Linked DNA regions of Homo sapiens: region 2 is linked to region 1. Evidence: chromatin loops called from intact Hi-C (ENCODE). Cell type or tissue: thyroid gland. All regions are shown on one strand. Links, peaks and the distances in the headings refer to the core of each region. The heading gives the core; the rest is flanking DNA.

Evidence for each region. Hi-C counts contacts between places; a loop is a spot of excess contacts. Peaks named below come from ENCODE experiments on the same cell type or tissue, not always from the same donor. Only the 100,000 strongest peaks of a DNase experiment are listed, where the experiment ranks them.
Region 2: a loop joins it to region 1, with 3 times the contacts of the local background. A loop is called at or near these places in 6 of 110 quality-filtered maps.

Annotation. Positions count from the first base shown.
Region 1 is chr9:96,433,138-96,448,837 of GRCh38, forward strand. No RefSeq gene overlaps it. Among named protein-coding and RNA genes, the nearest start is that of HABP4, 9.2 kb to the right of the region's middle. In thyroid gland, for the core only: a CTCF peak has its summit at 8,877 (motif pointing right); no DNase peak of the experiment used is centred there.
Region 2 is chr9:96,497,417-96,513,116 of GRCh38, forward strand. CDC14B (cell division cycle 14B) reads right to left here. Exons shown (of 14, transcript NM_033331.4): 13 at 12,257-12,373; 14 at 2,697-6,373. The coding sequence ends at 6,337. Among named protein-coding and RNA genes, the nearest start is that of HABP4, 55 kb to the left of the region's middle. RefSeq lists an enhancer at 14,117-14,616. In thyroid gland, for the core only: no CTCF peak of the experiment used is centred there; DNase peaks (open chromatin) are centred at 8,075 and 8,371; H3K27ac peaks cover 2,514 bases.

The DNA.
Region 1 (15,700 bases), core at 6,228-11,227:
GATGCTAAGCAAAAGAATCAAGTACACTGTGTTGCTCAGCATTTCTATTTAGTTGGAAGCAAGAGTTTTCAGATATTTCACCCCCTATTTATTCGACAAATATTTATTAAGTGTCAGTTGCGTGTCAGCTCTGTTCTCCGCACTGGAAATACAGCAGTGAGCAAAACAATCCCTGCTCTCAGGAAGCTCAAACTCTTGTGGAAGGGACCAGGAAACAAACAAATGCATATACACAGTGGACAATGCGATGGAGGAAGAAAAGGTGGAAAATGGGGCAGAGAGGCTGGTCAGAAGCTGGGTGTGGTGGGGTGTGCCTATGGTCCCAGCTACTAGGGAGGCTGAGGCAGGAAGATTCCTTGAGCCCTGGAGTTGGGGGCTGCAGACTGTGCCACTCCACTCCAGGCTGGGCAACAGAGCAAGAACCCATCTTTTTTTTTTTTTTTTTGAGATGGAGTCTTGCTCTGTTGCCCAGGCTGGAGCGCAGTGGTGCGATCTTGGCTCACTGCAACCTCCGTCTCCCAGGTTTAAGCAGTTCTCTGCCTCAGCCTCCCAAGTAGCTCGGATTACAGGCGAGTGCCACCACACCAGGCTAATTTTTGTATTTTTAGTAGAGACGGAGTTTCAGCCATCTTGACCAGGCTGGTCTTGAACTCCTGACCTCATGATCCACCCGCGTCGGCCTCCCAAAATGCTGGGATTACAGGCGTGAGCCATTGCGCCCAACCGAACCCATCTCTTAAAAAAAGAAAGAAAGAAAGAAAAGAAAAGCTGGTCAGGGAAGTTCTCTTTGATTAGGAGACATCTGAGCAGGGACTTAAAAGAATTTAGGGAGTGAGCCATCTTAGGGAAACTTGGCTCTGAGCAGAGCAAACAGCAGGTAGAAACATCCTTTAACAGTAGAAAGGCCCTGGGGCAGGAGAAAAAAATTCTCTCATTCTCTCTCTCTCTCTTTCTCTCTTTTTTTTTAAAGAGGCAGGGTTTTGCTCTGTCGCCCAGGCTGGAGAGGAGTGGCATGATCACAGCTCACTGTAACCTTGAACTAGGCTCAGGCAATCCTCCCACCTCAGCCTCCCGAGTAGCTAGAACTACAGGCATGCCCCACCACACCTGGCTAATTTTTACTTTTTTGTAGAGATAAGGTCTCACTGTGTTGCCCAGGCTGGTCTCAAACTCCTGGTCTCAAGCAATCCACGTACCTCAGCCTCCCAACGTACTGGAATTACGGGTGTGAGTTTCATTCTTAAAAGTGTAGAAAACAGCTGGGCATGGTGGCGGGCGCCTGTAGTCCCATCTTGGGAGGCTGAGACAGGAGAATCACCTGAACCCGGGAGGCGGAGGTTGCAGTGAGCGGAGATCGTGTCATTGCACTGCAGCTTGGACATTAACAGCGAAACTCCGCCTCAAAACAAAAGTGTAGAAGACAAATTCTCTCATTCCCAAGTGATCCAGAGGAGGGCCAATAACTCTCAACTTTTCCCCCAATATTAAAGGTAGTGAGAAGAATGTCTTGTATTTACATGATTACTTTTATTTAAAATAATATTTCTAATAAATAGTAAAAGCTACTATGCCTCTGTTACCTAAAAAATGTCAAATATTTTTAAGAATAAAATATTGATCATTTTATTTATTCATTCTACATATCATTATGTCTTCACCATGCAGACAACTTTGTCTTTCTTCTTTAATAAATTGAAGTTTTACCTAAAGGGCTTACTTAAGCTACACACATCATGAAGTGCTTGAAAAATTTAGTTGGCCAGGGAAGAACAACCAGAAGAGATGGCTTTCCAGCTGGACATTTGTTGAACTGAACTGCCTTCTGTGTCACAGAAAGCACACTTCTCTCTCACGATGTTCATCTCCCGTCCTCTTGGATTTTTGCCTATGCTGTGGAAATACCCAGGATATTGGGTATCTTTGTGTTACTGACTTCCCAGCTTAATGATCTGTAAGGCCAAAACTTAAGTGACTTAAAACAACCACCATTTCATTTTCTTATAATTCCGTGGGTTGACTGAGCTCAACTAGGCAGTTCTGCTGGTCTTGTTTTGTATGTCTCTGGCAGTTGCAGTCAGATGGCAAATGGGGCTAAAGTGATCTGGAAATTTGCCAGTAATAAAGGAATGGCTGAGTCTTTCTCCTTCCCCATATAGTTTTAGGGCTTCTCCTCTCCAAGTGGCCTTTCCATGTGGCTGCTTGGGCTTCCTTACAGAATGGCAGCTGGGTCCAAGGAGAATCCCAAGAAAAAGAAAGCAGAAGCTGCCATTTCTTTTAAAAGCTAGGTCCGGAATTGGCACAGCATCATTCCCACTACATTCTATTAGGTAACATGAGTCACAGCCAGTCCAGATTCAATGAGGGAGGTGACTGCACAAACACACGAGAACTGCGAGGTGTACCTCATTGTGAGCCATCTCTGCAGAACAGTCCTAACACCTTCTCATTTGCATTGTCTTTATGTATATTTACTTTTGTTGGATAATCAAACAGAAAGCCCACAGGACATGCTGGTACAAAGTATGAGGCAGAGTAAAAGGAAGGACTAACACTTTCTGGTGGGGGAACGAACAACCTTGAAGTAAAGGTGGCTTCCAAGCTTTCTCTGGAATGGTGAATAGTCTCCCTGAGGAGCTCAGGGAGGGTAAGTCAAGCAGAGGAAACAGCATACGTGAGGTCACTGAGGCCTGAAGGAGCCAGGGATGTTTGTAGAACATAGTCCTGTAAGGATCATATGAGAGGGTGGAGAAGGTGGTGGAAAAAACTGGAGAGGAAAGCTGGCATATGATTAAGAAAGTATAGCTAGTCATGGTGATACATGCCCATGGTCCCAGCTACTTGAGAAGCTGAGATTGCTTGAGCCTAGGAGTTTAAGACCAGTCTGGGCAACATAGCAAGACTCTGTATGAAAAAATAAAATAAAATAGAGAGAGAGAAGAGAGAGAAAGAGAGAGAATGAATGAATGAAAACAAGGAAAAAAACAAAAGAGAAAAAAATAAAGAAAAGGTTCTATCTGAAAATGAGTTAGCCAAGCTCGAGGTGAAGGGCACAGTCCTTCAGACTGCCAAGTCTGCCTAAGACTGCAGACAACAGCCACGATGAGTCAGAGCAGATAGGTGCCACAAGAGTGTCCTCAAGTCAGACACCAGCCTCAAGTTTGGGGGCTCCCTGGGCCACCCTCATTCAGACCAGCTAGCTGCAAATTAGGGTTCCCATGACCACCCTCAGGTCTGATAATTCACTAGAATGACTCACAGAACTCTGGAAAGTGTTATATTTGTGGTTATAGCTTTGTTACAGTGGAAGGCTACAACTCAGAACCAGCCAAAGGAAGAGACACCTCAAGCGAAAACCATAGTGGATCCCCATGTGCAGCGCTCCTGTCTTCAGGAATGGTTACCGGCCTGGTGTCCACGTGTGGCAATGCACTGGAGGACTGCCAGCCCAGGAAGCTCAGCTGAGCCTCTGATGTCCTCGTTCTTACTGGGACTTGATCACACACTGTTTGCATGGCTGACCTTTTTAGTCTCTGCCCCTCCGGAGGTCGCAACTGATAGGGCATGTCCCAAAGCCCCCACCAGAAATCACATGATTATGGTTGTCTGATCGCAAAAGCACTCCAGGCAAATAAATAACTATAAGGCAGGATATTCCAGGGACCCCCAAGTCACCTCTCAGTAGCCACACGCACAAAGGCCAGGCCTCTCTTCAGAGGAAGTGAATTCTGCACCGCACAGCACCCTGCTGTATTGTGAATACAGGTTAGGAGTGCAGGCTTTGGAGTGTGTCTGGGTTTGCCTGCCCTGTGTGGTCGCCAGTCGCTGTGAGGCCTGGTTCTTCTGTCCTTCAGCACACTTGTGGGACTGTGCTTCCGTGCACCCTTTGAAGACAGGGGTGGTCTCGTGACCTGCCTCAGCTGAGCAGCAGAGCTTCAGGAATCAATGCCAGATTCACCACAGGCCCTTTCCTCTACCTCAGGGAGCGGAGAGGGTGTTGAGATGAAGGCTCCATCAGCCTGGACCCCTGAGTAACCGGGGGGATCATGTGTCCACCCCAACCCTTGCCAGACTTGCTGCGTGCGTGAGAAATAAACCTTTGTTGTGTGAAACTGCTGAGATGTCAGATGTTCTTTGCCACAGAATATCTTTTTTTTTTTTCAGACGGAGTCTCGATCTGTCACCAGGCTGCAGTGCAGTGGCGCGATCTTGGCTCACTGCAACCTCCATCTCCTAGGTTCAAGCCGTTCTCCTGCCTCAGCCTCCTGAGTAGCTGGGATTACAGGTGTGTGCCACCACGCCCAGCTAATTTTTGTATTTTTAGTAGAGATGGGGTTTCACCATGGTGGCCAGGATGGTCTCGATCTCTTGACTTCGTGATCCGCCCGCCTCAGCATCCCAGAGTGCTGGGATAACAGGTGTGAGCCACTCTGCCTGCCCGGCCCACAGAATATCTTAGTCTAGCCTGATGTTACATCACCGGTGACCTTGGGCAAGTTCTTCAGCTCCCCTGCTCCTCAGTTTTCTCACCTGTAAAATGGGGACAATAGTGCTAACCTCTCAAGACTCTGGTGAGAAGAACTGAGTTACACACTGTGTCAGTTTGTTCCGGCTGCCATAACAAAGGCCCATAGGCTGGGGGGCTTAACCATGGAAAATTTACTTCCTCACAGTTCTGGAGGCTGGAAGTCCCAGATCAAGGTGTTGGCAGGGCTAGATTCTTCTGAGGCCTCTCTCCTGGGCTTGCTGCTGGCTGTCTTCTCCCTCTGTCTTCACAGAACCTTTGCTTTATGCATGTCTGTGCCCTACTCTCTTCTTATAAGGACAACAGCCATATAGGATTAGGGTTCACCCTGATGACCTCATTTTAATTTAATTTCCTCAAAAGACCCCATCTCCACATATAGTCACATCTCAAGGTACTGGGGGTCAGGATTTCAACATATGAATTTTAGCGGGTCAAATTCAGCCCATAACACACATGGAAAACATTTACAGTGGAACAGCACGTGGTGCATAGTGAATGTTCAATCATATTAGCTATTATTATTACTATCATTATATTTTATATACACTGACAAGAAAATATAGCCAATAGTTTTACCTGAACAAGGTTGCTGAACAATATATTTGCCATTATCTCTATTTAATTAATAATAAGCAAAGAATCATGTATACTTAAGGACAAAAAATTATTTAAAATATGCCAATCTGGGTTGGGCGTGGTGGCTCACACCTGTAATCCCAGCACTTTGGGAGGCCAAGGCTGGTGGATCACCTGAGGTCAGGAGTTCAAGACCAGCCTGGCCAACATGGTGAAACCCCGTCTCTACTAAAAATATAAAAATCGGCTGGCTCCTGTGTAGCTGGGATTACAGATGCATGCCACCACGCCCAGCTAATTTTTGTATTTTTAGTAGAGCCTGATGTTTAGTGTAGCCTGATGTTACATCATGGGTGACCTTGGGCAAGTTCTTCAGCTCCCCAATCTGAAAAGGCTACCTCCTGTACTAGCCAACTCTATGACATTCTGGAAGGATATGTCCAGAGGCAAAACTATGGAGACAGTGAAAAGATCAGTGGTTGCCAGGGGTTGATGGGGGAGGGTGGGATGAAGAGGCAGAGCCCAGAGGTTACTTAGGGCAGCAGCCCTGCTCTGTGTGATACCATAATGGTAGATACATGTCATTATACATTTGTCCAAACACACAGAATGTGCATCCCCACAACTGAGCCCTAGTGCCAACTACACACTCTGGGTGATAACAATGCATGGATGTGGGCTCAGTGATTGTAACACGTGTGCCATTATGGCGGGGAATGTTGGCAGTGGAGAGGCTGTGAGTGGAAGCAGGGGGCTTATGGAGCTCTGTACTTTCTGGTCAATTTTGCTGTGCATATGAAACCACTCTAAAAGTAGTCTATTACAGTTTTTTAAAATGCAAAACAAATAATATGCTAAACTGTTAATAATGATGGGGGAGGGGTATATTACAAGGATATTTGGTCATATATTTTGATAATATTTGAATTTCTTTTTACCTGTGTGTGTGTCTATGTAAATTTGTAATCAGAAAAAAAAAATGTGTAAGAAAACAAAAGGGTAGCCAGCTCCTGGGGATCAATAATCAAAAACAAGGGCGGTTGGTCCACATCTTGTACTTCTGCACATGCAAGGCCTAACTCTCAGCTGATGCTCCATAAAGGTTGGCAACATCCTCACTGCTTGCTAATCTCTCAGCTGGGTCATAGCTCCAAAAGATGTTGGGAAGGAAGGGCTCATCCCCTCAGAAGTAACCTCTGTCCCCTCTCTAGTAAGACCTGGCTAGGATTGAGAACTCCAAAGGACAGAGGGGCAAAGACTTAGGAGGGGGCTCTGTATGTGTGAAGAGGTGTTCAGATGTCTGTGGGAAGGGACCCTGAAGGAAGGACCACCAGGACCAGAACAGACAGGGAGGGGCTTTCACAGGCGACTTCAGCGACCATAGCACATGGTGAGGCCTTTTAAGCCAATGTAGAAGATAGCAAGTCTACTGGGTCTTTGCCCCGTAGACTATTTATATATGATGGGGTTTTCTGTTTGTTTGTTTGTTTTTTCGAGACAGAGTCTCACTCTGTCGCCCAGGCTGGAGTGCAGTGGTGCAATTTCAGCTCACTGCAAACTCCACTTCCTGGGTTCAAGCAATTCTTGTGCCTCAGCCTCCAGAGTAGCTGGGATTACAGGCGCACGCCACCACGCCCGGCTAATTTTTTGTATTTTTAGTAGAGACGGGGTTTCACCATGTTGGCCAAGATGGTCTTGAACTCCTGACCTCAGGCAATCCATCCACCTCGGCCTCCCAAAGTGCTGGGATTATCGGCTTGAGCCACCGTGCCCAGCCTATATATGTTTTACAACATGGCAGTGGCTTTGGCTTAGACTTAGAAAATCTGAGGTCAAATTCCAGCTTTACTAATTGCTACTGCTGTGATCTCAGACAAATCATTTAGGTGTCTGACCATACGTTTCCTTGTGTATAAAATGATGATCATGATGCCAGTTTTCCAGGATCTTTGTAAAGATTTCCTGGCATAATGTGGGTGCTCACTTGATTAATGGATTGAGATATTTCTTTAAGAAGTGAACACCAATAGGCTGAACTGAGGAATTTGTAGGTAGGAACTGGGGTGGGGGTGAGCAGGAAAAAGAAGGCTTTCATGCAGAAAATGGGGCCTTCTACACTTTGTGTGTGTGTGTGTGTGTGTGTGAAATGGAGTTGTTGCCCAGGTTGAGGGCAATGGCATGATCTCGGCTCACTGCAACCTCCACCTCCTGAGTTCAAGCAACTCTCCTGCCTCAGCCTCCTGAGTAGCTGGCATTACAGGTGCCTGGACCACGCCTGGGTAATATTTGTATTTTTAGTAGAGACAGGGTTTCACCATGTTGCCCAGGCTCGTCTTGAACTCCTGATCTCAGCCTCGGCCTCCCAAAGTGCTGAGACTATAGGCATGAGCCACCGTGCCTGGCCAACAGTTTTAATTCTGTTTACAAACATCTATAAAATGTTATGTGTAATATGATAATACAATTTTAAAAATATTCCCAAGGGGAATAAATTAATCTCCTAAGAGTAAAAATGCACCTCCTCAGGTATTAAATAAACCTGAAGGAGTTGAAAGAGCTCTGATGGTCCTAGGTGTGGCTGGGTAGGGGTGTGTTACACTGGGAAAGGCTCGACTGGTTAAGAGCTTGGACTTAGATGACCATTCTGAGATGGGAAGTGAATCCTTGAGCCTATAATGACTTCTTTTTATTTTGTTTTGAGACAAAGTCTCACTCTGTCCCCGGGCTGGAGTGCAGTGGTGCAATCATGACTCACTGCAGCCTCAATCTCCTGGGCTCAAGAGATCCTCCCACCTCAGCCTCCTGAGTAGCTGGGACTATAGGTATGTCCCACAATGCCCTGCTAATTTTTTTTTTTTTTTGAGACAGTTTCACTCTTGTTGCCCAGGCTGCAGTGCAATGGCACAATCGACTCACTGCAACCTCCGCCTCCTGGGTTCAAGCGATTCTCCTGCCTCAGCCTCCCAAGTAGCTGGGATTACAGGCATGCACCACCACATCCAGCTAATTTTGTATTGTTAGTAGAGACGAGGTTTCTCCATGTTGATCAGGCTGGTCTCGAACTCCCGACCTCAGGTGATCTGCCTGCCTCGGCCTCCCAAAGTGTTGGGATTACAGGCATGAGCCACCGTGGCCAGCCTCCCTGCTAATTTTTTAATTTTTAATTTTATCTGTAGACACAAAGTCTCCCAATGTTGCCCAGGCAGGTCTCAAACTCCTAGGCTCAAGTGATCCTCTTGCCTTAGCTTCCCAAAGTGTTGGGATTACAGGCATGAGCCACTGTGCCTGGCCTAAAGACTTCTTAAACAGACAATTTTTCCTAGCAGCTACAGTGATTGTTAAGAAAGCAACTGTGGCCAACTCTTAACAAAGCCCTTGGATATCTCTAAGTAATCCAGGCTGCTGCTGATTTCCACATTTTCTCTGGCCAAATTTATCCCAGGACCTACTTTGATTGATTAATCCAAGAATGGGATGCAAATCTCTTCATGTCCCTCTCCTCAATTTAAAATTTTTGTGTAATAATCATTCAAGTGTGAGAATATATATGTCTACAGTCACTCAACATTGTTGAGAATGGTGAAAAATGGGAAACACTAAAATGTCCACTACTAGGGAACTGGTTAAGTACATTATAGTATGCAAGTTATTAAGGTATTGCCTGGCAGCACCAAACTCACCCTTTATTGCCTGCACTGTGAAAAATGCATCTGGCTGGACCTTTTAAATTGTTTTCCTTTGCCAGAAGTTTGATGTTAAGCCCTGTCAGTAGAGGGAGCTAGAGGGACACTGGAGGAGAAAGAATACTTCTTTTCTTAGATCTGGGGTAGCTTGCTTGCCAGGCTCCTGCAGAGCACACTTTTTTCCTCACCACTTGGCCCCAAGTGGTTTTTTTCTCTACGGCCTGCTAGGCTTCTACTTTTTCCAGCTTTCAATTTAAGCAGTAGTGGCAGGATAGCCAGGAGCCCCAGAACACATGGGGCCTGCGCTCCAGCAAAGGGACCTCCGTCCCTATGCGGTAGTCAGGCTATCTTTTTCAATGATGTGCCTAGGTCCCAGGCTGAACACATTAAATGTACCAGCTGCTGGATAAGGCTAAACTGCCTCAGCCAAAAAGGACGATTGGGTATCTATCCAGATGATACTGACAGATCTAATTTCTGACTGTGTATCTTTACTTTAGCTCCATGCTTCTAAAATTTTACTGTATACAGGAATCTCCTACAGATGTTGTAAAGTGTAAATTCTAATTCAGTAGCTCTGGGATAGGCCTGAAATTCTGCATTTCTAAAAAGTTCTCAGATGTGGAAGCTGCTGGTCCACAGACCATCCTTAAAGAAGTGAGGTGTTAGCTTATGAACACACTTCTGAAGTGTAGTCTAAATAGGAGAACAGCCCTATTTCAACATCTTAGCCCAATGTTAGCACAGACACAGTATAACTTTCACTCTGCAAAATGATATTTTGTGGGAGGTCTGTGTATACCAGTTGCCCCCACTAGGGCCTCAGTAAGCATATCCTCATATCATTTCTTTTTTTTTTTTTTTTTTTGGCTCTGTCGCCCAGGCTGGAGTGCAGTGGTGCCATCTCAGCTCACTGCAAGCTCCGCCTCCTGGGTTCATGCCATTCTCCTGCCTCAGCTTCTCGAGTAGCTGGGACTACAGGCGCCCGCCACCACATCCGGCTAATTTTTTGTATTTTTAGTAGAGACGGGGTTTCACCGTGTTAGCCAGGATGGTCTCGATCTCCTGACCTCATGATCCACCTGCCTCGGCCTCCCAAAGTGCTGGGATAATAGGTGTGAGCCACTGTGCCCAGTCCATCATTTCTTTTTCTTTCTTTTATTTTATTTTATTTTCTTTTTTTTTTTTAATTGAGACAGGGTCTCACTCTGTCACCCAGGCTGGAGTGCAGTGGTGTGAACATGGTTCACTGCTGCCTCTACCTCCTGGGTCCAGGTGATCCTCTCATCTCTCAGTCTCCCAAGTAGCTGGGACCACAGGAGCATGCCACCATGCCTGGCTAATTTTTAAATTTTTTGTAGGGACAGGGTCCCACTGTGTTGCTCAGGCTTGTCTTGAAATCATTTCTATTAGTGATCTAGCTGTGGGTTTACACACAATTCCCCTTTACAGCAATTTTTTTTTTTTAAATGGAGTTTCACTCTTGTCACCCAGGCTGGAGTGCAATGACGAAATCTTGGCTCACTGCAACCTCTGCCTCCCGGGTTCAAGCAATTCTCCTGTCTCAGCATCTCGAGTAGCTGGGATTACAGGAGTGCACCACCACGCCTGGCTAATTTTTGTATTTTTAGTAGAGACGGGGTTTCACCATGTTGGCCAGGCTGGTCTTGAACTTCTGACCTCAAATGACCCACCCGCCTCAGCTTCCCAAAGTGCTGAGATTACAGGTGTGAGCCACTGAGACTGGTTCCCTTTAGAGTGATTCTAAGAACTAGTGCTTTATATACACAGTGATGTCTGCCTCCTGCTTGCATAGGTCTTTAAGGAGAGAGACTATGTCCTACTAACACCCCATGTTTTAGCTCAATGCTTAGCAGTAGAGCATGACAGTTAGACGTGTTCATGAGCCTGACTCTTCCACTTGCTGAGGCATTCATCTCAGCATACCATGGGACTGAAAAAGCATCTACCTCATCAGGTTCAGAATTAAATGAACAGGCCAGGCGTGGTGGCTCATGCCTGTAATCCCAGCACTTTGGGAGGCCGAGGCAGGCAGATCACCTGAGGTCGGGAGTTCGAGACCAGCCTGACCAACATGGAGAAACCCCGTCTCTACTAAAAATACAAAATTAGCCTGGCGTGGTGGCACATGCCTCTAATCCCACCTATTAGGGAGGCTGAGGCAGGAGAATCGCTTGAACCTGGGAGGCGGAGGTTGCGATGAGCCGAGATCGCGCCATTGCACTCCAGCCTGGGCAACAGAAGCGAAACTCCATCTAAAAAAAAAAGAATTAAATGAACAGATACAAAATGCTTAGAAATGATTAGAAATTATTACTCGTACCCAGTAAGCACTATATAAGATTCAGCTTACAATTATCCACAAATGTGTAAAATAATAAATCTTTCAGAAAAAGAAACAGTATCACATCTGTTTGTCTTATAATATGCATTTATCAGCTTCTCATCTATTAATTAATTTGCTGCATTTTTACTTTTTTTTTTTTGAGACAGGGTCTCACTGTGTTGCCCAGGCTAGAGTATAGTGGCATGATAATGGCTCACTGCAGTCGCAACCTCCCTGGCTCAAGTGATCCTCCAACCTCAACCTCCCGAATAGCTGGGACCGCAGGTGTACACCACCACAGCTGGCTAATGTTTAAATTTTTTTGTAGAGATGGGGTCTCATGGTGTTACCCAGGCTGGTCTTAAACTCCTGGGCTCATGTGATCCTCATGCCTTGGGCTCCGAGAGTGCTGAGATTAAAGTAAAAATGTGGCCACCACACTCAGCCACATTTTTATTTTTAACACATGTAAAATTACTTGTCATAAGTACATGTATATAAACAAGAAATTCATTCACCAAACAACAAATATTTCCTGAATAAAAGGCACTGAAGATGAAACCAGAGAGAAGGGAAGGAAGGGATTCAGAAATGAATTAGACACTATTTCTAACCTTAGGGAGGAGAAATAAGGACAAAGAACTATAATGCAGGCCAATAATCCAGTGTGACAAGAGGCACAGCAATACCACATTCATGCTCATCATCACATGCAAGGAATTCTGTTTGCTACCTGCCCAGCATCTATTCCTACCTGCTGGTTTAGAAACCTTATTTTCCTCAGGGAACCACCCCATCAACTCTCAGTTCCAGTGGTTCAGGGGGTGATGACTTCAATCAGACTCCAGCTTGGGCTGGTAATCAAGCCTGGATGATGAGAGAATTAAATGATCTTCAGTACAGCAACTGGGTTCAATGGTGTATGTGTGACCCAAGACATAGGCCCGTGATTCAATTCTGGGACTTCTGTGCATGCACTAAAGTCAAGTCGGCCAGGCATGGTGGCTCACGCCTGTAATCTCAGCACTTTGGGAGGCTGAGGCAGGTGGATCACCTGAGGTCAGGAGTTCGAGACCAGCCTGACCAACATGGTGAAACCCTGTCTCTACTAAAAATACAAAAATTAGCTGGATGTGGTGGTGCACACCTGTAATCCCAGCTACTGGGGAGGCTGAGGCAGGAGAATCACTTGAACCTGGGAGGTGGAGGTTAAAGTGAGCCAAGATTGCGCCACTGAACTCCAGCTGTGGCAATAGAGTGAGACTCCATCTCAATAAATGAATAAATAAAGTCAAGTTGGCCAGGCATGGTGGATCATGGCTGTAATCCCAACTCTTTGGGAAGCTGAGGCAAGCAAATTGCCTGAGCTCAGGAGTTCCAGGCTGGTCTGGAATTTCTGGAGCGAATCACTGTTCCTGGTAGATTTTTTTTTTTTTTATTGAGCCAACAAAGTCCTTGGTTTTACTTATTCCAGATGGGTTTTCTGTTGCTCACAACTTGAAGGATCTAGAATAAATGAGGAAATAAAAAGTTCTAAATCCCCAATTATTTATTTGGCCTTGATTAAAGTTACAACTAGAGATCAAACTTTTAATAGTAGGAATGGGAGAGAATAAAAATTTCTATTGGCACAATTGCTTTGAGTATACAAAGCACTAAGCTATCCAGTAACCTTTTGTCATAAGAAGGCAAGTTGGAAAGACCCTCAATGACACCAAGAATACAAATATTATTAGCAGGTTGGGGAAATTATTTCATGATTTAAACATTGTGTATCTGATCATCATGAATGGATTTCCGCTTGCTAGAAGTTCTTCTGGTGCATCCTGATTGTTAACTAATGGTTTATGGTTCTACAACTCCTGACTTTGAGCCTATGTACTTGCTACTTGCTTTATTCATTTGTTGTGGGAAACTGAATTTGAACTCACTTATCACCCTTAGAATAGTGAAACCAGGAACTATTATGTAACTTCATTGATCCTGTCATAATTGACTCAACTGGCATAAAAGATCAGATCCTCTTAGAGTTAGGAAAAATACTTTTGTTTTTGCATATATTATGCAAGTAGAAACAATTATAAAATAGTGAGATTTATTTTTACCTTTTTCAATTGACTTCTTTGGTCTTGTCTTCCATTCAACTATATGAAGAATGCAAGACAGGTTATAATCATCCTAACTTTAGGGACAAGAAAAAGGTAAGGAGAGAGAGAGCAGGAATTCAGCGGCAAAACAGAGCAGATTGAATGCAGTGCTTTGGTAATTAACAAGAACTCACATCCTCGCCAGCCTGACCTGGCCTCTCCTCCTTGGCTCTCACCCAGGTGTTGCTCCCTGCATGTAATTGAAAGTAATGAAGCTACATGTGTCTAAACTCTCAATTAATGGTTCTGTGAATTCCAAGTCAATCTGGAAGATGTTAGTGTATTTTATTATTCCTAATGGGACTCCTCTATTAAGTAATTCAAGGTAATTTACATCTTGTATACAGTTAAGTTTCACTGCATTTCCATTGGTGGTAATAAATAACCACTGGAATATATATAATAATCATGGAAGGGCTGGTAGTATTATTCAGCATCCACACTTCACAGCATTTTTGATGTGCTTTGTTTTTCCATGCTATAAGATGTGTGTTATTGTTTGGTATTATGATTACTAAAAGCTGTTTTCATATATCAGATTATGAAAAAGATCAGTCTATTAAACTGACCACATTAAACACAATGTGTGAATAACTTATGCTAATGTGGTAGAGTTGTATTTTAGGAATGCATTTAAGGATGCAATCTCCTAGAAGAAAAAACAATCAGTAAAAAATATGAGGGTGCTTAACCTTACTCTCAGTAAATTGTGCAGTAGTCAATAGCCCCGTAAGAAACTCATGGCCATGGCCGGGCACGGTGGCTCACACCTGTAATCCCAGCACTCTGGGAGGCTGAGGTGGACAGATCACTTGAGTTTGAGAGCAGCCTGACCAACGTGGTGAAACCCTGTCTCTGCCAAACACACACACACACACACACACACACACACACACACACACACACACAAAGAAAAAAAAGAAAAAAAAGAAACTTGTGGCCATCTAATACCAGGTAAGGATTACTCATCTCTATTTCAGTTCTAAAGATGTTCTGAATCCTGAAGCAACGAGAGTTGGTTCTCTTACAACCATTTGGGGCATTTGTGACTTGGAAATGAGGCGGCAGTGCTCACAGGGCATGCTTTAAGAACTTACAGTGGCTGGTTATGCTGTAAGGAAGATAAGAAGAAAACAGGGGAGCAGGCTAACTCCAGATGCCCAGTGGGAAGACGACAGGCCCTTCTCTCACATGATCATGATTCCTTGGTGTTGTGGTTTGGTGATGAGCAGTTTAAAGATACCAAAGATAACTTTAGCTTGAAGCAGTGCTTCTCAAAGTGTGGTCTCTGTTGCATGTAGTGATTCTGGTTCATTGAGATAAATTTACTATTTTTACTCTGGTTCATTAAGATAAATTTACTATTTTTACAAAAAATTTACTATTTTTACTAAATTTTACACAAAATTTACTATTTTTACAATTTTAAAGTGTACAACTCAGTGACATTTACTAAATTTACAATTTTGTGCAACCATCTCCACTATCTCGTTCCAGAACATTTCATCACCCCACAGGAAACTCCCATGCCCATTAAGCAGTTACTTTCCAACACTCCCAACCCCCACACCTGGTGACCACCAATCTGCTTTCTGTCTCTATAGATTCTGGACATTTCATATAAATGGAATCATACAACGTGTGGCCCTTTTTGTCCGTCTTTCACTTAGCACAATGTTTTCAAGTTTCATCCCTGTTGTAACAAGTATCAATACTTCCTTTTTGACCAAATAATATTTTTTGTACCACATTTTATTTATCCATTCATCGGGTGACATGTATATTATTTGTTTCTGTCTTTTGGCTATTGTGAATAGTGCTGCTATGAATACTCATGTACAAGTTTTGGTTTGAACACTTGCTTTTAATTCTTTTGGGTAGAAAGCGTAGGCATTAATCTTTGCTCACTCAAAAGGAGATGACCAAATATCTTAAATTCTTCAATCATTCAACAAATATTTACTGAAAACCTACTCTATAGCTGCTTAGAACGCCAAGCACTGGGAATACATACTGCAGTGAATAAGACAGGCATCATCCCTGTCCTCCTTGGGAATAACACAAAATTCAATAAGTGAGTAACACACAGACTTTACAGCATTTAGGATTAGGAATTCCTTTGCTATTAAGGAAAGTAAAAGCTGGTCACAGAGCACCTGGCAAGATGCTCTAACTGGATGCTTTCGGATGAAACAAGCAAACACAACTAAGCGCAATCACATCTGTCACCTTACATCATAAGCCTCAAGTAGGGAGGTTCCCAAGTGGGTCCAGTCGGCAGCTCAACCTCATCAAGGATCTAGCCTTTCTCTATCCTGCTCTGCCATCCTCATGGCCACGCTAAGGAACAGCCACCCGAGGCATCATGTCTTCTCATGGAACAAAGACCAGGGAACAGAAGGGGGGGAGATCCCTTCTCAAT
Region 2 (15,700 bases), core at 6,069-11,068, 64 kb after region 1:
GGATAGACACAGGGAGGCTAGGACGTAAGGGCAGGCTGCGCCAACCGCTTGGAAGACAAAATGCCCAAAATCAATGTGGAAAAGCTAAAGCTAGGACGACATAATACAGCAGGACAGTGAGCGTGACCCCCTACCCACGGCGCTGAGGCCAGCGTCCTGCTATTAACTGAGCAGCTCACCAGCGTCACAACAGCTGCTAACGGGAGAGGAGCGGGCAGCGGCGACTGTGCATTTTTACACTTCTCCTGGACAGCATTAATTTTATTTTTTTTACTAGGCAAAATATATATGGCTCTTAGCGTGTGCCAGACACTTGTTCTCAGCTATGAAAAATATTAACTTTTCATTTCATCCTCACACAACCCTCTAAGATGGATACTGCCATCCCCATTTCAGAGAAGAAACGGGTTTAGGGAGCCTAAGTCACTTAGCCCAAATCTAAGCTAAGTGGCAGCACTTAGGTTTGCAAACAGCCTGGGCCCAGAATGCATGTTCTCAACAATTGTACCAAGCTGCTTTTTCACACAGTGTACAGCAAAAGCTTTAACGTCTTACAAATTTTTGACCCAGAAACCCCTTTTGTAAGAATTTATCCTAAGGAAATAGCCAGCACCGCCCAGGAAGAATTTCTGCAGAACACGGATGCAGTGCTCTGACAGTAAGACGTCAACCGGGAGAGTGTGGCAGCTAGTCAGGGCGTGCTACAGAGGAGCTAAAGCTCGTGTTCTTGGAGAATTCCTCCCTAGATGCTCCTTTCCAATGCACCCATAGCTGCACTTAGACACACAGAGGAGGGGGAGACGGCAAAGTTGATGTCACAGTCCCCCAGCTAAGGCACAGCCACGTACTTCTGTTAAACCAAACGCTAGGTGCTCACTAGTCCAATTGTACCACTGAACTAAGTGAGGCTCGGCCAGCAGATCAAGGGTCCCCAAGGCCACAGAAGTGGCGGAGCTGGGGCAGATACGCCCAGTGGGACTTGCACTTTCCACGGCAACTTGTATTTCAGTCCACTGAGGGGCCGCGGGAAGGGTCCCTTGCAGCTCCTCTCCCATGGCCCAAGCTTGCCTCTGAACAACCACTCTCGAGACTTAGCTTCAGCGTGTGGGTCCCCACTTCAAGGCAAAATAGTTTACGTGACCTCTTTTTAAATGTTTACACCATTACCTGTGCATAAAATTATGCTGCAGGTACCAAAAATATCAGAAACTGAGGGACTGTAATCTGCTATCAGTCATTCTTTCCCCAATTATCTAGAGAAAATGACCTAAAATATATGACAAAGTAGCGAATTGAAAGATATGCCCCGATACTGTTTTAAGCACTTTCCACGTGTTATTTTAACTCTCATACCAACTGCTAAGGTAGGGATTCTTTTCATTTCCATTTCACTTAAGCAATGGAAGCAGAGGGGATGAGCAAATCCCGCACAAGGTGGATGGGCCCTGGGCCGAGTGGCTCTAGATGACAGGGAAGGAGACAAGTCTCTAAGGACCAGGGGTCCCTGCAGCCTGCTGCCTCCCAGCCACAGGCCTAGAAGGCCCAGCCCCCCAGGAGGAACAGACATGCCTCGTGGTTTCATCTCAAACAATGCCTCCAAGCCGGCCCCTTTGCAGCACTCAGGGACTTCACGGAGCTGCGTGGTGGCGCCAGCTGCCTGAGCTCTAGTGGGTCAGGGGAGAGCTCTAGTGGCCTCAGGGGAAGCCATGGAGGGGCAGGGAGAGGCCACAGCTCCCACAGAGCCAGGGTCTGCAAATGAACACTCTGGGGGGTCATGTGTGGTGTGGAGTCGGGAGAGGGGCGAGAAGGCAGGTCTCTGGTTTTTACTTTGGACACTTGTAACCCAGTGTGAATCCAAGCACAGCTCCTTGGGGGAACTGGGTAGAACTCGACAGAACACAGGGTCTTGAGTCTCAGCAGTAAGCTGTGTGTGAGGTGTGGACACTGAGCCCTTGGGGTCCTGCCCGGCACCAGAGGCAAGGCAGGTAGAAAGCAGGGGTCTGGCGTCCGGGGTTGGACCACAAGCTGGGGAGGGTGCTGGGGCCGGTGCCGCCCGACCTTGGCAGGCAAAATGCCCTGCAGGATCCCAAGAGCCTGACTGACTTAAGTCTTATCTTTAGAGGTCTGCAGAAAGTCAAAACTTTGTGTTGTGTGAGCTGGTGCTGGGGTGTGAGGAATGGCCTGGCAGCAGGAGCCCCCTGTCACTCACCACCTTACCCTACAGAAGGGGGCTGGACTAACTTCCAGATTCAAACACTAAAGCCCTAACCCCAGCCCCTTCAGATGTGGCTCTATGTGGACATGGGGACTTTAACGACGTGGTGAAGTTAAAATGAGGCCATCGGGGTAAGCCCCAATCCAATCTGACTGGTGTCCTCTTGAGAGGGGAGTAGAGGGGAAGAGAGGCACCAGGGCCACGCAGGCACCAAAGAGAGGCCCTGCGAGGAGGCAGCGCCTCCAAGCCCAGGAGAGAGGCCTTGGGAGAAACCAAGCCCGCCCACAGCTTGGTCGTGGACTTGCAGCCTCCAGAACTGTGAGGAAATGAACTTCTGTGTCAGCCACCCAGTCTGGGGTATTCCATTATGGCCGTCCTAGAAAACTTACACAGATTCCGGGTTACCTCTGCTTTATGATCTAACCCACTGCCTACCAGAATTCAAAATGCTTGGTAAGTAACACAATAAACAAAAAGGCTGTTGGGTTAATACTTTTAATTACATGATTGTAATTATACAATTTCCACTATTCGATATTTTGTATAAAACCAGTTACAACCCACAAGATTTTCAAATGTGACAATATGTATCAAACTACATACATATGCAAAGTTTACACGCCATTAGGAAGCTTTATCTTAAAAATACCTTCAGGAAAATAAACATTCATTCAACCAGTTCTCTTGGCTTTAAAAAATATGATTAGAAATATACGCTGTAAAAAAAAATCAAGACAATGATTGATCAATACTGATCAGTTACATTTTAAAACTTTTAATAATCTGTACATGAGTGCAGGTTAGATAAAAGTCTGCAAATTATTAATAGAAAACTGCAGTACTATCATCGGATGAACATGTCTGCTGACAATTCTACCAGGTAATTAAGGAGGTAATTTCCTACACAGTATAGGTGAATTGTCCAGTCTTTAAACACATCTGGAGTCATCTCCACTGAGTGACATGGAGAATAACCTGATGTGGGTAAATGGAAGAGCAGCAGATAGCCTCTCCAGGGCAGTTTCAGCGGGAGAGAACATTTAAAGGAACAATAAAATAGGTTTTAAAAGTTGCTTTTGATGAGCACTGCTTTCCAAAATGCAATAATGATTTTTTTTAATGTAGAAAGAGAAGCTGTGTTAAGAACAGACATCCAATGAGTGCACTGCTTCTGTGGCTCCAAAGGTGACTGGGAAAAGAGAAGGCCCCAGGAGAGCCCTCAGGCCACACACAAGCCCAGGCCATCCCGCCCAGCCCAGCGAGCACACTGGCCTCATAACAATGCTTGGGAACTCCTCTAAAACTTGCCTAGGCCCAAGAAAACAGAGAGGTAGCAATCACCCCTGTGAGAGGGCTAGAGAGGAGGGGAGGAAGTAGGTAGGGGACAGGCTAGGGGCATCAAGCTCAGAACAGGGGAATTCTGGAGGCCGCAGAGCTGCGTGCTGCCGGGAAGCACTGGCCACGCCAGGCCATTCTGCTCTCACGAGGCGCTGCTCCTCACCAAATTCTACAAAAAGCTAAGTCCGTCTATACTTCTAGGAACCCAGTTTTGCAGACGCTCTTCCTCCGGACTGTCCCTGACTTTTGATAATTTTGAGTCCCCAGAAAGCTTCAAGAGCACCTAAAAATATTCACTTCCAATTTTAATTCCATCGCAAACCGTCCCAGTGTACTTTCAGGGCTATTTAAGGCTCTTAGGTTAAGGGGATCTCTCCATCTGACACACAGTTTCATGTTCCATAGCAACAAGGTCTTCTATAACAACGACTCTAAGTCAGAATTCCAGAAGATTCTGGTTGTTTGTGGTTTCAGTTGGGGGTGAGGGGAAGAGTCCACTCTCATTCATAGCAGGAAGAACTTTCCATCCCTCAGACCCAGAGACTTCCTGGATGCTAGAGACAGTCCTCATAAGTGTAACACTGCCCTTGCTATGCACACCATCCCAAGTCATTTGGTTATTACAAGGAATGCCTCTTCACCAAATCACAAGTTTTCTATGACTAATTTCAGTGAACCAGTTAAATAGAAAGATTTTTAGAAAGAGCCACAGTGATAGCAATTCTAGGTGGAAACTTGAGCAGGCAACATGAAGAGGCAGTTTATAAAATGAAAAAGGGCTGTGGTTCCAGTGACACCCTTTCTTTTCTTGGACGAAACACCAGGAGGCTCATTCACCGTGAGGGAGACAGTACTCACAAGAGCTGTGGCGCCTACGTTTACTTGTTCTGATGGGATGAAAAGCCAAACTAAGAAGGGATCAGATAGAAGCACGATTTTCACAACTACCTGGATTATTATTAATGGAGGGGATGGCCTTAAAAGGGGTAAGGGGAAGAAGAGGTGCCCTGAGAATTCAATGCTTTATGCATGGCACAGTTTGAATATTTATATTGTCTCAGCTCAAAATAGCAAAAGGAATGTTCCTCCTCCCACCCAAATCTTATTGAAGAGTAGTCTGCCCACAGCCAAGTGGGTCTTTGTGCCTATTCATTTCCAGGGACAGAAAACCACTGTTTTTCTGTGATCCAGTCCCCAGTGTTTAAAAGCTGGCCTGACCCCACCCGACAGTGCCTGGCGGGGAAAGAGTTGCTTGTTTGGCTGAGAACACGGCATCTTCCGTCTCTCATGATGCCGGTCAATTTTATACTTTCTTCCAAGAAAGTACACCAAAATGGAGGCACTGCCTTTCAATTACTTTTTGCATTAAAGACTTTTAACTTGTTTATTCCAACCGCTTTTATTTCTTCCAGTTTTGTGAAAAAGGCAGCTTCTTAAAATGGAGTTGCCTACTAATCTGGCGCACGCCTTGTGGCTTAGGAGGGCATTTGTTTCCCACTGCCTGTCGACATCTCAGCCCTCCATGCTCCCGGCACAGGCAAAAATGGCTTAACAATCATTAAACCACCCACTTCTTATGGAAGGAACTGAGGTGAGTACTATATATTCTTTTATTTCGGGCCCCATTTTTTTTTTTTTTTTTAGCAGCACATCAATTCTGTTTCTGTAACTGCTTCATGGCACAGACTCTGCTGTGTTCCAGTAGGGCTGCGGGAGAAGGCACTCTGCAGAGTTACTAGTTGTGTTCCCTAACCAAAGGCAACAGTGAGATCCAGAAGCAGATCATTGTCACTGAGATCGCAGGCCACGTCAATGGCCTTAGGTGGATCTCATAAGGGAAAAAAAAAATCCAATGTTACAGGGAAGGACTCTAAAAAAGTGGTAACTTTTTTTTTTTGTAAGCCGACATTATTTGGGATTGCTGTTTCCAAGGGGAAAAACCAATAGTGTGTTTCTTCCATTCATGGAAGGAAATATGATTTTAATTTGTATGACTGGCAACCAAACAATGGGCAGCCTCCCAGTTCTTCAGTCCCTGAAGGACAGAAAAAGGAACGACTTGCAACATCTTCCAACTCTGAAGTCAGTTTCTCCTCCTGAGTCTTCTAAAGCTACCATTAATATTCTCTTGCAAGTTTTAGGTTACTAAGGTACCACCTGGTCTTACAACATGCAACAGTGTTTAAATGTGATTTTCACAGATTCTTGTTAATAAAGCACTCTTTGGTGGAAGACAAGCAGCTTGGGTACTTAACAGAGTTAACATTACAACAGTATTACAAATAGTCAAGTGAAGATGATTAAGCCAAATAGTATCAAATTACAGAAAGTACCATTTCAGTAATGCCTTTTGTATCTTTATAAATTTTGACACAGGGTCACAAGGTGAACAGAAAATAAATACATAAAAAACCTCCATCAGATCCTCAATTCTTCTGAAGGCCAGCAACTACAATGATTGCCATCACAGGGACACACATGCACCACAGACCAGCCAGCTCCCTGGGTACCAGAGGGCTTGGGTATTTACACCTGAGACTAAATTTACAACAGCATGTTTGTCATTCAGCTTGAGAGCTGGACCCTTCTCTGAGTCATTTGCTTGCACCCAAACTCAAAGTTCATTATTCAAACTCCAGTGGACATTTTCTCCATTGATCAACTTCTTAGGTGGAAAAAGCAACTAAGGCTTTTGCAATTTTGTTTTGTTTTCAAATTGTGCTAATTTCTGTTGCAGTTTTCAGTCCTAGAGTCTTCCTTCAGCTCTGGTCACAGGTTTTTACTTAACGCAAGACTGTTTTAGTCCTTGAAATGGAGAGACTACAGGGGGAAAAAAAAGGATTTTTACCAGAAAGTTTACACAGCGTCCACAGGCAGTTATCAAAGACAAGGAGGGCAACATAATAAAAATACTGACATGCTAAAAAGTATACGCTTGCTGTAAGTTTCTAATGACAAATACTTTGGAGAAGACAACACAATATCAACCACAAAGGAAAGACAAACAGGAGAAAGGCAGGGCAGAAAAAGGCTCAGTTCTGCAAAAAATAGAAATTTAAAAAAACCAATACGAGTAAATAAAAATCATAAAAGACGGACGGGCAGGGGCAGCAGGGCCAGGAAAGTACCATGACGCCGCCAGGGGCACGTGCTGCAAAGCACTCCTTGTCCTTCCTTTCCTCTGAGGGACCAGGCTGTGGGAGGAGCGGGCAGAATGAAAAGATAGAGAACTGTTACTGGGTTATTTCAAAAGCCAGAATTTGGTCACAGAAAAAGCTCTGGCACCTAAGCGGCTTCCAGCTCCACCGAGCACAGGAGGCACCCCACGGGCTACCTGCCTCCGCACTCCACGATTCTCATCCTGCCTCTCTTCTCTCCTTCCCCAGTTCACGACGCTACACTTTCAGGTCAGTAACAACTTTCAGAAAGCAAACAAAACCAAAATAAGAGTCAGAAAAACCACTTCCAATCTGGAGGGCTCCTCGCCCGATGCTGCTGCTGCTGCGCTCTTCAAGGAGAAGCGTTTGAATCGATCATTTCGTTTTCAGAGATCCCAACAGAGCACTGAGTCAAAGATCCAGACCAGCTAGTGAGACAAGTGGGAAAATATCTGGAATTTCAAAGGATCATTAATATTTTAAAACACTGGAGAGAAACAGTATTTTACAAAGAAACATTTGGAGACAACCTTCTGGGACTCCTCTCCTGATGGACTTTGGAGATAATGGCAGTAGCCAAAAATTAACACCCAGAGGCAACGGAACAGGTGCCCAGATCTGAGACTCTGAGGGTCAAGAGGCAGTGGCAGGTGTGACACCAGCAAAGCCACCCGAGAACACTGAAGAAGTTAGAGGTCCTAGATGCAGCTGCTCCCAACTGAAGGGCTCCTGAAAACACTCGTGGTTTTAGAAGCTAAGGAAAGAGGCCGGGCGCCGTGGCTCACACCTGTAATCCCAGCACTTTGAGAGGCCGAGGCAGGCAGATCACCTAAGGTTAGGAGTCAAGACCAGCCTGGCCAACATGGTGAAACCTCATCTCTACTAAAAATACAGAAGAAAATTTTTAGCCAGGCGTGGTGATGCACGCCTGTATTCCCAGCTATGCAGGAGGCTGAGGCAGGAGAATCACTTCAACCTGGGAGGTGGAGGTTGTAGTGAGCCAAGATCGCACCACAGCACTCCAGCCTGGGTAACAGAGTGAGACTCTGTCTCATTTAAAAAAAAAAAAAAAAGATGCTAAGGAAAGAACCTGAGCATTTCTCTCCCCAGCCCCCACAATATGAAGAATTAGGTACAAAGCACTCCAGAGCCCCGGACCTTAGGTTTGGTTTGGCAGCTGCAGCAGAAAGTGATGGTTCCTAGTGATACAACTCAGAATTAAAGTAACTTGTACATGCCAGTTTCTTAGAAAATGAATGAAGTTATCATTTTAAAAAAAGAAGAGCCTGCCCAAAAGAAACAGCATAAGCTAACAAACACGCACCAGCGGAAGGGCTGCGTGAAGACATGAGTGAATGCGAGCAAATGAGGTGGCTGCAGGCTCTCACTCGGGGCATGATGAAATTTCCAAGACTGTTCTAAGAGAGCTCTTCAGAGAGGTCATGTGAGAACACTGAAAACAGGCCGATTCAACGGAGCCAATTATTCACTGGATTTATTAATTCTTAAAAGAGAAAGGTTAGCATGGATTTATAGCTCTAACAGGAAGTGGGAGGTAGAGAAGCCCACTCACCTCCCTCTCCAGACTCAGGGAAGGGAATGAGAAGGTGCCACACAGAGCCCTGGCAGGACCGAGGGCCACACAGGCTGCCTGGCCGCCGTCCCAGACCTGTGGCCACATGAGATTTAGGTTTCGATGTGGCACAGCTTCAAATGGATACACGAGGGGATAGTCATCTTCTGTGAGAAACAGTGGCACCTTTTCCCAAAGACAAATAGTTAAGACATCACTCCTATTTTTTCAGCTGCCCCAAGTAATTGCTCTTTTGACGTTTTTGAAAAAGTTCCCCAAAGCTGAAGAGCCTCTCAGTAAAACCAAAAATCAAAAGCACCAATTAAGCGCAAAGCGAGTTTGGGTGGAGTCTTCATCCTGGATGCCAAGGAACATGAAAATGGAAGGTCAAGTTCCCATGTGCCGCAGAGATGATGACAAACCAGTAGGAACTGGTAAACCTGCTACGTTGCAGGTAGGGATGAAAGGACCCCAAAAGGGTGCTCTATTTTTTTTTCTACTGCTGTTTAAAGATTTCAACTCAATACTTTAAATTTACTCAACAATCTTAGCTCATACTATTTTGTCCAGAATCAGACCGTGCACCAATATACTAATTCCCTCTTGCCCTCCAAACAGAAATGAATACTATTTAGTATGATATTATGAATAATATTCAGTAGGATAAAAGCTCCAGGCTACAGCTTGGCTAACTCCAATTCTTAAAACCTATACATAATTTGCCTTTCTTTTGTAAGCTGTAGGTGGATAACAGGTAGGGTGATGTGAACACAGGACAAAGTCCCAAAAGAGGCACAAAGAAAGAACCCACTTAGAGGAAGGTGGGGAAATAAACTGTGAGTCCCAGTTAATCCTCACTGTTAGACTCCTTTTGCTCTCCACATCATCTCTGAAAGTCCATTTTGGAATTTAAAAGAAGTCTTTTTGGTTTTCAGAACTATCCCAAATTCCTGGAAGCTGCTTTGGGTCATTTCAACATTCAGTCCAGATTACTGACTCTGAAATCTACCTTAGGACCCTCAAAGCATCCCTGCCAGGGACCTGAGGCAGATGCTTGCTGCAACCAGGAACCACTTCTCCAGAGAGGCAGGAGTTCAGGTTACTAGAGTGACATGAAAACGCAACGAGACCTAGATAGAAAAACAGAGGCAAGGCCAGCCCTTCCTTCCTCACAGGAAGACGATATGACCTGGCAAGTGCCAGCCAGGCTCCCGGACTCTACTCTTCTGTAACCTAAAAAGCATAATCTAAAAAAGCAAACAGCAGAATTAAATGTGCAAGACACACTACGCTGTTAACAAAAGCCTGAGCGGCCGGGCGCCGTGGCTCACGCCTGTAATCCCAGCACTTTGGGGGGCTGAGGCAGGTGGACCACTTGAGGTCAGGAGTTCAAGATCAGCCTGGCCAAAATGGTGAAACCCCGTCTCTACTAAAAATACAAAAATTAGCCAGGTGTGGTGGCACATGCCACCCACAAGTAGTAATCCCAGCTACTTGGGAGGATGAGGCGGGAGGATGAGGCAGGAGAATGGTTTGAACCTGGAAGACGAAGTTTGCAGTGAGCCGAGAAAACACTACTGCTCTCCAGCCTGGGCAACTCCATGTCAAAGGAAAAAAAAAAAAAAAAAAGCCTGAGCACTCATACCTAAAAAGAATATGCCCCTTCAAGACATGTCAAAATTAACAATTAACTGTCATCAACGATAGGCTTTTTATTTGATTTTTTTTTTTTTGAGACAGAGTCTTGCTCTGTTGCCCAGGCTAGAGTGCAATGGCGCGATCTCAGCTCACTGCAACCTCCGCCTCCAAAGTTCAAGTGATTCTCCAGCCTCAGCCTCCCGAGTAGCTGGGATTACAGGCACCCGCCACTGCACCCAGCTAATTTTTGTATTTTTAGTAGAGACAGAGTTTCACCATCTTGGCCAGGCTGGTCTTGAACTCCTGACCTCATAATCTACCTGCCTCGGCCTCCCAAAGTCCTGGGATTACAGGCGTGAGCCACCGCGCCCAGCCTGAATTTTTAATAGCTTGGCTCACCAAAAAGTGTCAGTTAAAACACTCCCATTTCCCTTCATTTATTGTAGAAAAATTGGAAAATAAGACGATAAAAAAGAAAAAAATCCCAACTGTCCCACCAACCAGAACTTTTATTAGTATCATAGCATATTTTTCCTGTCTTATTTCTATGCATATATAGAAACTTACTCATCTATAAATACAGATGTATTGTAGGTATATAAATATTTATACATCTCTATATTTCTATACATATATAGTATACTTACGCTTACAAAATTAGAGTCATACTTCAGAATTTTTTTTTTTTCTTTTTTGAGACAGAGTCTCACTCTGTCGCCCAGGCTGGAGTACAGTGGTGTGATCATGACTCACTGAAACCTCCGCCTCCCATGTTTAAGCGATTCTCCTGCCTCAGCCTCCCGAGTAGCTGGGACCACAGGTGCCTGCCACCACACCTGGCTAATTTTTGTATTTTTAGTAGAGACGGGGTTTCACTATGTTGGCCAGGCTGGTCTCAAACTCCTGACCTCAAGTGGTCCACCTGCCTCCGCCTCCCAAAGTGCTGGGATTACAGGCGCGAGCCACCGCACCCGGCCCATACTTCAGAATTGTTATGCATGGCTCTTTTCACTTACTGCTTCGTGTACTAAACTAAATGTATGACTCCCAATTCATTTGGCATAATGTAACAATCTTGAGCCCATTTCCTGTTTCTCACTGTTATAAATAACACTCCGCTATTGTTCCAATGTACCGAAATCTTTGACCTTTGGTCAGTATTTCTCTAATATTCTTCTCAAGAAGAATCAAACAGTAAAGAAATAGGAATATTTGGTACATTTCTAATGAAAAATTTTAAATCCTGGAATCATGAGTCAGTGCCTGACAGTCCTCCAATCCTTATGCCGGGGCACTGCTGCATCCCCATGCGAGTGTTAAGTGTGCAGTAAGGTTGTACAAAACAGTGTAGAGGAGACATGGCAGAGCTGAATGAGTCTTCAAAAGGCAAAGCACACAGAACTCCCAGCTCTGCCAAGGTCTCTTGGGAGACTGGCTGCTTTGCACTGGGGACTAATTTCACACTGATAAGGCCCCTAGGCCCAAAGCCTCGGATATACATGGCAGGGAAGCTGAAAAGAAGCAGGGTACACGTGCAGGACATTTTAAAGTCTGGTTCTGATTATCTTCAGGTCGCTCATGTCTATTAGAAGAGATCGTTTTTACCAGGAGGACAGAAACAGGACTGCATGGGCTGCCAACACCAGGCAACGATGAAAAGGTGCCCCCTTCTACTCCTGAGCCATCTATCCCCACTTCCACTCCTGGGCTATTTATTCTCTCTTCAGATGGGATCTGTTTTCAGAATACTTTAAAAATGACATGTCCACTTCATGAGAAATATCCAAAGACAACAGAGTCACCGACGTGGCCACAGAACACATTGGTTTCCTTGTGAAATTCTGCCTACACTCACTGAAGACAGTGACGACAGTGAAAGAACTAGTGCCTCGGGTGTGGGCTGTGGCCAAGAGGACAAAGAGTCACTAGGTAGAGAAGGATCTTCAAACTCTCTGGTTATCTCATTTCTACCATCACATTCATTTGCAGCTAATCGTCCAGCAATGATGCTGTATCTGATATACACCTAGAAAAATGTCCTCCAAGTCCTGACAGCCAGCTTTGGAAATTCTTAACTTAAAACTTTCCCATATCATGACCCAGAGACCATACTTCCAGTGTTGAGAATTACTTCTAAAAAACAAAACAAAAGCCTACATTAAAATGGTCCAGATTTTCTTAGATAATGAACAAGGAATACACATTTGATGAATTTCCCATCACAGAGACTCTACTTTCTCCTAATTTCATGTCAGTCTCCAGAGGTAGGGTCCAAATATTAAACTGGAAAACAAACGCTTGCAACTTTTCAGAAGAGTAGGATTCTTTTCTCACCTTTTAACACTGCTTTTCCTTGAAGCAGATCTGGTGGTTCTTTTAGTAATGCCTGCACTGCCAGAAATGTTAGGTTCAGATGTTTTACAGCTCTGAACACTGGATTGAAGAATTACTCTGAAAATAGTTGGAAAAAAATAAGATTATATTCACTGAAACCATTTGCAAATACTTGACAGAGGAAAGTATTTTTGCACTTTAGTGCAAATTATCTTGAGAATTGAGAGGATTTTCCATCAACACATTTACCAAAAAAATCTGAAACACATTTTCACATCAAGGCCTTTTAAAATGAAGCATCTCGTTTCTCTTTGAAGGTTACACAAAGACAACCAGAGGGCTTTGCTCCTGGAAGGCGAATGACTTGGCATTTTAAGCAATTCCCACACCAAAGAAATCCACCAGCTAAAGAAATCTTTGTGCCCAACAAAAGTAGAAGTAGCTTCTCAGACTTTCAGTCATGAAACAAGACACCATTAAGAGCTCAAATTCTAAAGAATAGGAACATAAATTTAGGAAATAACTATACAATATTCACTCTTCAAAGCTGTAAGTATGGGTAATAATCCACTAAATCAATACTAATTTTATATAACGTTTCAAAATTTTAGAAAGTGTTTAAGCAAAATATGAGTTTTGCCTGAATTATATATAACACTTACTAAATCTCCAAGTGCCACTAAAATGAAAGTGAAAACACTTAAATTTTGTAAAGCTTGCCTTAATTAAACTCTAAAAAGCTTGAGAAACTGGTGCATATGAGAGTAGGCTGCCCAGGAGGAAGCACACGATGAATCAGAAAAGAACATCCTGAGATAAAGGCCACACGGAATGTCCTTTAAGAGGCAGATGGTCCTTTGGTTTTTTTTTTTCTTTCCTCTTTAAATTGTTATAGGGAAAACAGCAGAAGACATCAAAAGATTTTATATGCAATTCTTTTTTTTTTTTTTTGAGATGGAGTCTTGCTCTGTCGCCCAGGCTGGAGTGCAGTGGCGTGATCTCGACTCACTGCAACCTCTGCCTCCCAGGTTCAAGCGATCCTCCTGCCTCAGCCTCCTGAGTAGCTGGGACCGCAGGCGCCCACCACCTCACCTGGTTAATTTTTGTATTTTTAGTAGAGATGAGGCTTTGCCATGTTGGCCAAGCTGGTCTCGAACTCCTGATCTCAGGTGATTCGCCCACCTCACTTACTCCCAAAGTGCTGGGATTACAGGTGTGAGCCACCACACCAGGCCTATATGCAATTCTTTTCTTCAAGAGATAATCAATGACAAACTAAACACATATACACACATTTATAGATACCAACTTTTAATTCTCTGAAAGAGAAAATACTGACTTAACAAGCTTTCTTCTCTCCTATTCAAACATAAAGGTGAGAAAGCCAATAACAACTTATGAGAACCCAGCTCAAAGGAGTAAAAAGTTGAACCATTACAATTAGTGAGCATCCCACCTCACGGGCCTCAGCTACCACCATGCTGGCTAATATACCAAAGACAGGGCCTTAAAATAGGCTAAGATTAATAAATTTCTACAACCTTAGCATGACCCAAACCAAAGCATATCCAACATTTAGTAAAATGCTAAACATCTCATCACTAAAAAAGCAACAAGAGGCTGGGCACGGTGGCTCACACCTGTAATCCTAGCACTTTGAGAGGCCGAGGTGGTTGGATCACGAGGTCAGGAGTTCAAGAGCAGCCTGGCCAAGATGGTGAAACCCCGTCTCTACTAAAAATACAAAAATTAGCCGAGTGTGGTGGCAGGTGCCTATAATCCCAACTACTCAGGTGGCTGAGGCAGGAGAACTGCTTGAACCTGGGCAGCAGAGGTTGTAGTGAGCCGAGATCGTGCCACTGCACTCCAGCCTGGGCCAAAGAGCGAGACTCCGCAACCAGAGCATAACCTGGAGCTTGTCTGGGCCAGCGGTCCCAAGCCTTCTGGGGAGAAGGGGATGGGCAGCTTTCCCCACTATTTCACTTTACTCATGCAGGATTTCTGAGGGCCCCATGAAACTAGCTTTCTGTCTCACAGAGGGACATGAATCCTGGATAAATCAGCCAATGTTTGGTTCAGAAATTCTCCTAGAGTGTGATCATCTGATATGTTGAATGTTCTAACAAAATAGAAAAAGGAGGTGGTTGCGGTGGCTTATGCCTGTAATTCCAGCACTTTGGGAGACCAAGGCAGGAGGATCACTTGAGGCCAAAATTTCGAGACCAGCCTGGACATTTTAAGCAATTCCCACACCAAAGAAATCCACCAGCCAAACAAGTCTTTATGCCCAAAAGTAAAAGTAGCTTCTCAGATTTTCAGTCATGAAACAAGACACCATTAAGAAGCCCAAATTCTAAAATATAGTGAGACATCCTCTCTATAAAATAATAATAATAATTAGCCGGGCGTGGTGGGGCGTGCCTTGGTTCCAGCTACTTGGGAGGTTGAGGTAGGAGGATCACTTGAGCCTGGGAGGTCAAGACTGCAGTGAGCCATGTTTGTGTCACCGATCTCCAGCCAGGTGATAGAGACTTTGTATAAAAAAAAAAAAGAAGAGTGTATATGCATCTTAATTGTATGATTAAAGACAACTATTACCCTGGCTTGTGAATTCTACTTCTAAAAACAAGGAATTGTTTTTAAAATTTTTTTTCTTTTTTTTTTTTTTTTTAAGAGACAGGGTCTCACTCTGTTGCCCAGGCTGGAGTGCAGTGGCGCAATCATAGCAGCCTCAAATCCTGGGCTCAATTGATCCTCCTACCTCAGCCTCCAGAGTAGTTGGGACCACAGGTACATGCCACCACACCCAGCTAATTTTTTCATTTTTTATTTTATAGAGATGGGGTCTCGCTATGTTGCCCAGGCTATTCTCAAAATTCTGGCCTCAGTGATTCTCTTTCCTCGACCTTCCAAAGTGTTGGGATTTATAGGCATGAGCCAGTCTGCCCATCCCTAAAAATTATTTGTTTATATAAAGTGATGGGGAAATATTTATTCATCTCTGCTAAGAATTTGAATATAGAATTTTGCATAAAACCAAACAAAACAAAACAAACTGCTGCTGCTTCATTGCTACTTCTGAAGCCCAGGCCGGGGCACTCGTGCTGCCACTGTTCTCATCCGCTCCCCTCGGCCACTCCCTTACGCACGGAGAAAACAAGACTCCTGTTGGCTTTTTTTTTTTAAATACAACACCTAATTCTCAAATAATTTGAGGCCACGGTTGGCCAAAAGTACAGACAACAATCACACTGCAAAATAATTAATCTGAGAAAAAAACAAGAGCTGATACACTGCCTGCTTAGGAAATCTGAATCCTGATTTCTCAAATTAAAACTATGACTGAAGTGTTTAAATGCCATTCAAAACAAGACACTACTGCTAAATCCTGTAGTCATTCTCAGGCTGCTGGAAAACATCTTTTTAAAAGTATTTATTTCTCTA